2 separate regions of the Mus musculus genome follow, and region 2 is linked to region 1. Evidence: chromatin loops called from intact Hi-C (ENCODE). Cell type or tissue: heart. All regions are shown on one strand. Each heading gives the region's core, and the rest is flanking DNA. Links, peaks and the distances in the headings are about the cores only.

Region 1 (5,365 bases), core at 137-5,136:
GGAGTAACTCTGGCTGCAGCCAGCTTGGCTAGGAACTCCCAGATGCTTGCCAAGGTGGGCTTCAGGTGGCAGAGGACCTTTTGAGTTCATGCAATTCCCTCACAAGATGGTGTTTGTGGTTCCTGCGACACAGGCCAGGTACCCTACCACCCCTACCGCCCCACCAATACCTGTCTGGTACCTACAAAGACACAGATTACAGGCACAATCCTTCAGTGCAAACCAGTCTGGCTGCTTTAGAAAGAGATGTTTTTCTACTTCTAAATCCACTCAGGAGCTCAAGCGATGTGTCTCTTTCTCCCACTTCTCTCTGACAGCTTCTTTGCCCCAGGTACCCCCAAGCCCCTCAAAGTTCTGCTGGGGGGGGGGGGAAGTACAGGCTCCTGCCCAACCCTTACCGGAAGCTGGAGGGGGGGTGTCACAGGAGGTGTCAAGAGCCAATCAAAGCCAGCTTCTTCCTTCCTGACCTTCGCACCTAATTCCCAGGGGCAACCCTCGCCCTCACTCCCAAACACTTGAAGGAGCCCAGCTTTGTTTTTGAGTCCCCAATCCCTTTCAGAAAACAGCTAAGACCGAAGAATAACAGAAGAAGAAAGGGTTAAAAAGCCTTCCCCCCCGCCCCCCCCCGTAGGGTCCTTGACGGCTGGGAGGGGCTTAGGGGGCGCAAAAATTTTCTTGCCTATCCACTACCTAGAAAGAGGAACGTGAAAAGGGAGGGAGAGCGGCTCGGAAGGAGGCAACAGGCTTCCCGGAGGGGACCTGTAATTTCAAGAGCTTTTCTGGAAAATTAAGTACGAAAAGGGGGAGAGGGTGTCGTTGGCTCTTCAAGCCCACTCTCCACTTGCTTAAAAAAAAAGAAAAGAAAAGAAAAGAAAAAGAAAAAGAAAAGTGGAGAGTGGGTAGGGCGGAACAGGAAAAAAAAAAAGAAAAAGAAAAGAAAAGAAACCCACAACTTACAGCGGTGAAGTATTTTTCTAGCCTGGCTAGGAAAGGGAAAAGAAGGAGGTTGGGGGTGGAGGCAGTGGGAGCAAGAAGAGGGTAGGAGTCTGCCCGCGCCGCCAGGTGCACCCCGGCCCGCACGTACCTGCTGGCCGCCGCCACCGCTGGAGTAGGACTCGGCGTGCGCAGGAGAGCCGCTGCTGCCCCGGGACGAGGTGTCAAAGTTCCCGGGATAATCCTGGTACATGATCCGCGGTGGGGGCCGGAGAGGAAACAGGGTGGTTTTCTTCCCCGCCCTCGCCGCGGCCGCGCACAGTCTGCTGCGCGCTCGCTGGTCCACCGGCCCGGCCACGGGCTGGGCTTTTCGCTCCCGGGATGTCCCCTAACCAAGGCAGACAGGAGGCAGCGACACTCGGGAAGTGACCCCCCCGATCGCCGCGCACCGCACTTCGTTTCTGCTCTGCAAGCTCCGCGGAACCGGTTGTCCACCGAGTCCCTCCCTCTAAAAAGTCGGCGCGTCCCTCGGTCCCTCCCCTGCGCGCGCCCTTCCGCCCCCGCGCGCAGCCGGAGCTCTGCCGGGACCCACGGGCTGGAGAAAAATGGGCAACGCAAAAAGACTAGGAGCCCCGCGGGTGTCGCTTGGCAGCTCTGGGGGACTCCCTCCCCGATCTCTCAGGGCGCCAAAAAGGCGAAAAAGAAAAGCTGCCGGTTGGGAGAAACTTCTGTTTCCTCCTTTTAGAAAAGGAGCCCGAGAATAAACTTCCTGTGGCCAACTCGCCGCCTGAGTTTCCCGGCGACTCGGACACTTGACTTAGGACAAGGCGGTGAGCGCCGGTCCAGCGGCCCCGATCGCGCCGGTGGGACAGCGCCCGTGGGATTCTAGGCTGAGCGGTGCTGAGAGGGACGTGGCTCCGCGTCGCAGTGACCTGCACCCCGTGCTGGCTCCAGGACCTGCCAAGCCTCGCGCTTCTCGCCTCGCTTCGCCCTCCCCTCTCTCCCCCTCTTTCTTGCGCTCGCTCTCTTTCTCTCTCTCTGTCCCTGCCGAGCGCCGCTCACTGTCTCGCTTCGAGCCCCTGCGCTCTGCCCGAGATGAGTCACTACAATGGCACGAGTTCAACTCCACACTCTTTATTCTCCAGCCCCGCACCATGTGGATCCACTCACGTCAACCTTAGACTCCACCTTGCTGGGAGGAGCGCTCGAGGCGGCGGGGGAGGAGGCCTGGGACAAGGAGGAGGAGGAAGAGGCGCGGGAGGGGAGGGGAGAAGGCGGGCGGGGCGCTCCCCTCCCGGCCTCGCTCGCGGTCGCGCTGACGCCAGCCACAGACCCCGCGCGAGGAAGGCGGGAGGCGGGGAGGGTGGGAGAGCGCGGCCCTCGCACTACGGGGGCGCCGAGGCCGCCCGCGTTCTCGCCGAACTCCTCCACCCCCCCTGGGGCGCAGCGCCCTTGGTCTGTTCCATTGGCGCACGTTGCCAAAGATGGTCATTTGCGTTAGAGGACGCGAATGCGGGTTTCCTCGCCTTCGGGTGACGTGGAGGGAGAGGGATTCCCTCGCCTGCTCCCGCCTGCGCCCTGGCCTCCCTACCTCCTCCCCTCCATCCCCAACCAAAAGGAAGGGGCGCGGGGCGGGGCCCCGAAAGCGGCCGCGCCGGCCTGGGCTCCGGGTTTTAGAAAAGGAAAAAAAAAAAAAAAAAAAAAAAATCGCAGCCCTGAAGACGAGACGGGCGGCTCAGTGCGGCGCCACCGCGAGGCAGAGAGCCCGGCGCGCAGAGCTGCTCGCGGGGAGGGCGCGGCCGTGCGCAGTCGTCCGCACCCTCAGCGGCGCCGCCCGGTACAGCGGGCGTCCTGGGCGCACCGGGCACCCGCGCCACCCTGCGGCCGGGTCTTGGCGGGGTGCGGCGCGGCGTCGCCAGGCGGGGCTGGCCTGCCCATTTTTCACTCGGAGCCTGGCTGCCCACTGCTTCCCCTTTTTGTGTGTGTGTGTGTTGTGTGTGTGTGTGTGTGTGTGTGTGTGTGCGCGCGCGCGCGCTTGTTTTTTTTTTTTTCTTTTTCTTTTTTCTTTTTTTAATTTATTTTATTTTGGCCTTCCAATTAACTTGCTTAGAAGTAGTATTGAAGATGAAATTAGCCAGTGAGACATTCGGGAGTCCTCTGTGCTACACAGTTATGACGCATGTAATAGTAGTAACCAGGTCTTAAAAGCAAATCGGGTTGTTTTTTAAAATACATAAATAAATAAATAAATAAATAAATAACTGGGGCCCGAGAGGTGTGCCCCAAGTTGCCTTGAACTGTTTTGGAGCAAAGTTCAGGGCGCGCGTGGCCGGACTCCTGGCTCTTCCCGCCTTGATGGGTGGGGTGGCACTCAGGGTAAAGAGCGCAGGCCTTGGAGTATGAACGCCTGGCTCTGCTATTTACGAGCTGTGAGATCTTGGGCGAGTCTAGAGTCTCAGTTTCCTCCTCTATCTAATGAAAGGTTTGGAGCAGGACGACCTAAAGCTTTCTTCTGCTTCGGATAGCCTATCATCCCCAGAGAAGGTACAATGAGTACAGATAAGCGCTGTACCAGGAGTTGAAGAACTCTCTTTCTTTTGAGGCAGGGTCTCAGCACAGGCTGTCTTAAAACTCTCTATATGTCAAAGATAAGCCTCCACCTCCCGAGTGCCGGGATTACAAGGGTGAAAAAACGCCTTTTTTAGCCATCCTTATGCAGTGCATCTGTATCCTTAAGCTTTTGAGGAGTGAATGGGAAGTAAGGTTGTTGGGATTCCACTGAGGACGTTGAAGTGCTATGCATCTCCCATATCACATCTCAGGTCCTCAGTTTCCTTATCTGTGAAGTGGGGGCGTTACTAGGAAAGAAAAATAAGAGCCGGGAACTCGAAGCTTTCCCGGGGCTCCATATAAAGCGCCTGCGTTTCCGGGACGACTGGCGGCATCTGGCTGCCCCAAGGGCCTCAAGATACGGTAATCCCAAACAGTACTAGGGGTCATTGTTTACAATTATAAAACACATTCTGTCCTGAGCTCCATCCCCAAGGACTTGTGCGCGTGGTAAGCTGAGTGGCCAGACTCCTCGCATTTTTGCAGCTGCCCTCCCAGCAGAATGTGCAGCTCTGCAGGCTCGAGAACGGGGTGTGGTGCAGGCGTACACGCACGCACCAGCCTTGGGTGCCTGGCCCTCCCCCCTTCCCATCCCTGCGTCCTGGCCTGCTTGGGTGTTTACGCGCCTCTCTCAGCAGGACTGAGTAAATGCAGCCCTTTGACGCAAAACGGATCAACCCTTCCCCAGCAGCAGCAAAACCCAGAAAACTAGAGGTGGGGACGGGGGCAGGGCATAGAAAAAAAAAAATCGTGACACTTTCCCACTCGCCTCGCCCTGTGTTCTGCGGGTCCTCGGCCGCCCTAGTGAAATAAATCTTGGAGGGTTGGGGGTGAGCAACTGGGGGGGGGGCGGCCGGGGTACGCAGGGACCTCCCCGAGGAACCCCGTGTCACAGCAGCACGAACAGACGCACTTTTGGTTTTCCTTCGAGCCGCACGGGCTGTCCGGCCCTCCCCCAGCCCGCATTCAATAATCGTGAGCTTCTGGGTCTCTCCCACACAGTCCTTCCAGTAACGCGGGGCGGGGGCGGGGGAGAAGGGGAGCAGGAGCTTCCTCCAAGGCCTCCGCCATCCCGGGCGCGCCCAGCAACTAGCAGGCGCCGCCGGGAGCGCGCCTTCGGGCCAGCGCAACCTCGCGCCCTCGCCCGCCCCCGCCCGGACCCGCTTCCCCCGTCCTTTCCTTTCTTGTGGCTTCCCGTAAAGCCAGCAGCCCCCAGACGTCTGCAGAGCATCACGGAATCTGTGCTGATGCAAGTCGCCGGCCTCCCTTTGGTGCGCCCCGGCCCGCCTGAGAGCGCTTTGATCCCTGCCTGGCCCTGCTCCGGAACGTGAGCTGGCTTCCCGTGCCTGCCTGGAGAGGAGACCTAGGTTCCACAGCCTAGGCCACCTTTCAGTCCCGTGGCACCAGAGGCAGAGCTGCCGGGACACTGGTCTCCCTTGATTCAGTGGATGCTTGAAGTTTGACCTATCTAAACCCAGTTCAGCGGCGCCTACGTGGGAAGACATACCTGGGGGCACGCGGTTAAGAAGGGGCTGGAGTAAGATGCTCAGAACAGGGATTAAGCCCCAATGTCTCAAATCAAAACGAAAACATACTGTCCCTTGTAATCCACACAACAAACATTTGAGGTGTCTCTCATTTCCAGGTGTCAGTTCAAGAAAGCAAGACCAAGTAACTTGTCCTGGGGAACTGGTCAGTGTTTAATAACGAGTTGAAAGTAAAACCGCCTCTGACTGAGTCTGCCTACCCGCCTCCACCGCATTACCTGCCTCCTACCGGAATGTCTCTCTGGCTTTCTAAGCACAGACTTCATTTGTTCGTG
Region 2 (5,365 bases), core at 59-5,058, 63 kb before region 1:
ATTTTCTGCCTAGAAACACACCACTCTCTAAAACATGCTTGTTTCTGGGCTCCTGCAACTCACAGAATTGCCACAAAAGGCAGAGACTCTATCCCTAGGGCCTAGAACAGCAGGTGGCACAAAATCAAGGTAGGAGCTCAATAAATACTTGTTGACTGAATAACCCTGTTACTGGCCAGCTGTACCACCAAGGGTAAAGCAGTTAAACCTTCCTGGACCTCAATTTACTCATCTGTAAAATGGGCAATTATACTTAATAATTGCACTCTCTTGCCTCAATGCTCTGCGTGTCCTAGCCAGGATCAGAGTGACCTTGTTTTCTGACTCAAGGGCTTCTTGGGCCACAGGATGATTGGGAGGTGCTTACGAGTTGCACCTCCAGAGGCCTGGAGTTGCCACACCTTCCTGCCTGAGGGTCTTCAGCTCCAGAGGGAGGTGGGAATGTGTGCTGGTAGATGGGTGTTGTTGGGGGTTCCTTCCCTAGAATGGCATCTTCAAGAGGGCAGGCATCTTGGATTGCGCTGACTCCTATTGCCACATGTGTAGAATAGTGCCCAGCACCCAGCAGCCCTATAGATGGTTCTGGAATGAGTGAGGAACAGCTCATACCAGCCATGCATGTTTCTATTCCTGGCTAAGTGCTGTGTGGGATACAAACAGTACTAGTAGATCCCCTCCCACCCACAGAGCCCTCTGAGCTGTTTGCACTTGCCTCAGCTCCTTCGATCCTCATGACAAGTCCATGAGATAAGCGTCATTACATCCCATTATCCCCAATTCACAGATGAGATAACTGAGGCACAAAGGGTTCAAACTGCCCAGAGCCACATTGCAGGTGAATGGTAGAGGTTGAGCTCAAACCCAAGCTCTCAGACTCAAGACTGCAGGCGCCTGTGTGTGGCTGGCTGTGCAAGGCTCAAGTGTGAGTGTGTGTAGGCAGGAAGTCTTATGAGGAAGACTGAGGAAGGGGCAGGTGGGAGGAAGAAAGCAAAGCCGCCTGCTATGGTGTGGGGTTCTGGGCTGCTTTAGTGAGCAAAGACCAGGAAGAAGGTCCTCGAGAGGGGCCTGTGACCTCAGTAGGGAACATCTGCAGGAAGTACATGGCCTCAATAAGAATGCCACTCTCAGGCCCAGACAGGCCCAGCTCCTTGCAGCTTCCTCATGGGGCACAGATGCCAAAGATGTGGGCAAACAGGTTTGAGGAATACAAAACCAACTTGAAGCTTTCTCCTCTTCCTCAAACAAGGCACCCAGCCTGAGCCCTCTCTCCTAGACCATAAGAATTCTTTCTAAAGCTGTGCGTCCTCCTCTTGCCTTTGCTAAAGTCCTTACAAGCCTCTGAATCAAACCTACTTACTTACACACACTGTCCCAGCCACCCAGACTCTGCCCCCGAACCCTTGCCCCTGGAAGCCCATGATCTCTGTCAGTCCCTGACTCCTGTCTCTGCCTTTTGAGACCCATATGGGGACCCTATGAGTTCTGTCCTTCCTCTTTCTGTGTCCTGTCCCTGAGGCACCTTCATCTCCTGCTCGATGTCTGAGTTGGTCCTTCTACCCTGGCCTCAGTCACTGGCACCTTCCCTGTAATTGGCAGCTTCAGAGGGTGGGGCTCAAGGCTCTGTACCTGTACCAAACCCCACTTGCTTTTATGAGTGGCACAGCCGCTGGTCATCCTGCACTGATCCCTACCAGAGATCCCCGGGGGACCAGCAGCTTAGCAAAGGCCCTGAGGCTGTCCTACCAGAGGCCTGAGGTTGATGGGGTTAGAGGCCATGAGGAGGAGATGGGGGGCAGAATGTGAAGAGGAAGGCAGGGACAGAGGCTCACCCACACCTGCTGGCCACTCAGCAGGGCAAAGATCACCCCAGTTAGCACTGGGACACAGCTACTGGACAGGAGGACCACTACAAAAGCGGACACAAAAATGCCCTTATCTCAGTGAGAATGAAGTTTCCCTGTCTATCCCCTGTCCTGGCAAGGCCCCAAATTTCCAGAGGGAAGGTGTCTGGACCACTCACAGGCCAGACTGCTGGGTTTACTGCTCATGCCACATGACTGAGCCCCAGAAGCACCCACCTCAGTCCACCCAAAGACCAGATCCCCCCACTCCTGCTTTATCGATAGCTCTGGGTGCAGCTTATCCCATCCGAACAGCTGGAAATGGGCTCCCAGGATGCCGGCAACTCCTAAGAGAGGATAATAGTCAACCACTGACCACATTAGCCAGTGACTTCTTACTCTTTCATGCTCCTGCTAAGCACTTACATGTGTTGTGACTTGGTGACTTCACCAGGCAGTTCCCTGAGATGGTTCTGGAGGCTACCGCGAAATGGTTCTAAGCCTAGACGGGATAACCATATGCTCACCCAGCCTGGAATAGTCCCATCTTACGTCTGTTATCTCAGAATCAGTACTGACAGACTATCGTTCTCATGCTCACATTGGGTGACTGCTCATGGGCCCTGCTCAGAGACAGCATCATGTGGCTGTCCCTAGAGGAGCAACGGGGCCGGAAGAATCAGACACCAGAGGGCAGCAGTGAGCTGTGTTTGTCTGGCTTGTCTCTGGCAAGGCACTGGTCCCATGGTAGGATAGGTGGAGACTAGCTGAGGAAGTGCCCAGACAGCTTCCTTAGAGCTCCAGCTCTGTTCAGGCCTACTACAACCCAGCTGGGTCCATCTCTTCCATCTGCCCAACAGAGAGAGCCCAACTAAACATGAGAGTCCAGGAGGGAAGAGAGACACTAACTAGTCCCAGTCTACCCAGCCTGGCCAGCCTCCTGTCAGGCCCTACTGTGGGCTTCACAGTAGGCTTAGAACACTCTGACTTTGATGAAACATACAGCAGTTCCCACCATGGCACGTGGTTGGAGATGTTTTTAGCCTTACCAATTTTCTCTGTGTAGAGAGATGCCTCTCTCTGCAGTAGGCAGAGATGAGCATCAAGACACAAGGGGGCATCACTTAACGCAGATGACTGTTTTGGCAAAGAAGCAAGTCATTGTATAATAGAAGTCAGAGTGTCAGACAGAACCTCATTCAGACAGACAGACATCTATGCATATGGTAGAGAACAGACTGTCACTTGTTTGTCCAATATGGTTCCAGACGACAACTGTTGTCCTGACCCAATGATTACTAACATCCCACCTCTTGCGGTGTCCCAGTTTGGAGAATCGACTACACAGTGCTGCCTACGAGGCATCAACTATGTGCCAGGGTTGGTGGCAGACCTGGGGGATGGGGAGGGAGATGATGTCCCAACTGCCACTCTCCAGGACTCACTGTTGCTGCTTGAGGACACAGACTGGGAAAGGAATGGAGAAGGTGGGGATGGTCACACTGCTAGAGGTCCCCTCAAGAACCTGCCAAGAAACATCTATGGATAGATCTATCTTTCTTGGTTTATTCAGAATTTTTAATATTTTAATATTTTTCCAGCTTTATAAGCTGCTTTAAAAAAAACCCAAAACAATTCACTATGTAGCTCATAGCAATTCTCCTGCCTCAGGCTCCCAAACACTTGGTTTTTTTTTTTTTTTTTTTAATTGCATGTATCTATTTGTCTCTGTGTATGCTGGGCAAACAGGTGTATGTTCTCTACATTCTGTATAGGGGTACACCTACAGATGAAGGTCAGAGGGGCAACTTGTGGGAACTGGATCTCTCCTTCTACCATGTGGGTCTCTTGCTCAGATTCAGGTGGTCCAGCTTAGTGGTAAGTGCCATCATAGGCTGAGCCGTCTAGTCAACACAAGCTGGATCATTACAGGCGTGTGCTGTGCGCTGCTACAAGTGGTGCTAATCCATTTTCTGGTGTGTGTGTGTGTGTGTGTGTGTGTGTGTGTGTGTGTGTGTGTGTGCCTATCCTAGAACCAGGGATGCTTTCGAGGTGCAGGTGTCTTAATGCCAAATCCCTTACCAGCAAGCCCACAATCCACTCTTCCAAGCCCCTGCCTTGTCTGTAAGCCTCCTTCTGAGTTAGATCCTCTCTGTGTCCTGCTCAGTTAACTTGAGGGCACCCTCTGGTGGGCAGCAAAGTCTCCTTGTCCCTCCGCCAATGTTACAGGGGAACTTTGTCCTGCTTCTCAGCAGAGCATGGCCTGACCCCATCCCACGATATCCTGGGTGACTGCATGAAAACCCCAGAGCTCCCCAGCACTGGAGGAGTTTTGCCTTATTTAGACATGGTGCCCTGGAGGAAGGAGAAAGGGAAGGAGGGGGAGGGGATGGCAAGTAGATAGGCACGAAGGAGAAGGAAGGAGGCTGGAGGATTCTGAGAACTAAGGGTCATGATGACATCATCACGGGAGGGTTTTGCTGGGGTCAGTGGGTGAGGGCGGGGCCCAGTGGCTGGGGCTCACGGTGACTCATTTATAGGAATGGGCTTTGTGTCTGCCGCAGTCATTTATTTAGTAAGCCATTAATTGTTTCGACACTCGTTTATTGAGTTGTTATTATGCTTCAGGCCCAGGACTAGGCTTCAGAAGACAGAGATCACTGCCAGGGCTGGGAGCTCACGGCCCAAAGGGGAGAGGCGAGGCCACTGCTATGTGTGGGTGTGTGCAGGAGCAGAGGGTCCTGGGACAGGCATTTCAATGCATGGCAGACACAGAGACAACAGAGGGGCACCATTGGAGGAGATAGTGGCCAAGAAAGACTCCCATGGGAAGGAAGGTAGGGGAAGGGCTCTTAAGGTGCTGGAGGGGAGGAAGAAGAGGAGGAAAGGGAAGAGGAGGGGAGGAGAGGGGGTCGGGGAGGAAGAGTATGTAGTGGAAGGTTGGAAGAAGGGCTCAGGAGGCATAGGGAACTGACAGGCACCTGAGACACAATAACAATGGCTAGATTTATGCTTGTAGGCTAGTGACATGGCCTGACCTGTAATGGTACCTGCTGCCAAGCCTGCTGACCTGAGTTTGATCCCTAGGAAAGAGAAAAGTTATCCTTGAGTTCCACATGTGCTCTGTGGTATATGAGTGAGCATACACACACACACACACACACACACACACTCACATGGGCTGAGGAGAAAACAAACAAACAAATGTTTTTACATGCACAAGGAAAACAGAAATGTTCTTGGAGAGGGAATGTCCACAAGATTCTAAAGTAGGGGACCCTGGAGGTGTGGCTACATCCTTCGCATTTGGGTCTGGCTAGTATGACCTTGGCAGACTGGTCCTTGCTGTAGGTGATGGTTCATAGACTTAGCCACACCAGCTTCATCCTTCCTCAGAGATAGCTCAGTGTCTGCCCCGATAAATGGAAAAGGTGAACCTTAATGGAGGGCAGAGCTTGGCAGACCCCACAGTCAACAGCAGTAGAGTCAGAGTGACTGCAGTTTGTGGCCACCTGAAAACCCTC

What was found. Hi-C counts contacts between places; a loop is a spot of excess contacts. Peaks named below come from ENCODE experiments on the same cell type or tissue, not always from the same donor. Only the 100,000 strongest peaks of a DNase experiment are listed, where the experiment ranks them.
Region 2: a loop joins it to region 1, with 6 times the contacts of the local background. A loop is called at or near these places in 19 of 42 quality-filtered maps.

What each region holds. Positions count from the first base shown.
Region 1 is chr5:32,132,525-32,137,889 of GRCm38, reverse strand. It overlaps Fosl2 (fos-like antigen 2), which reads right to left and starts at 1,418. Exons shown (of 4, transcript NM_008037.4): 1 at 1,085-1,418. The coding sequence starts at 1,186. In heart, for the core only: a CTCF peak has its summit at 2,705; DNase peaks (open chromatin) are centred at 1,369, 2,139, 2,809, 4,089 and 4 weaker places; H3K4me3 peaks cover 5,000 bases; H3K27ac peaks cover 4,905 bases.
Region 2 is chr5:32,195,082-32,200,446 of GRCm38, reverse strand. No RefSeq gene overlaps it. Among named protein-coding and RNA genes, the nearest start is that of Gm36732, 13 kb to the right of the region's middle. In heart, for the core only: a CTCF peak has its summit at 2,524 (motif pointing right); DNase peaks (open chromatin) are centred at 2,536 and 4,206; H3K27ac peaks cover 1,054 bases.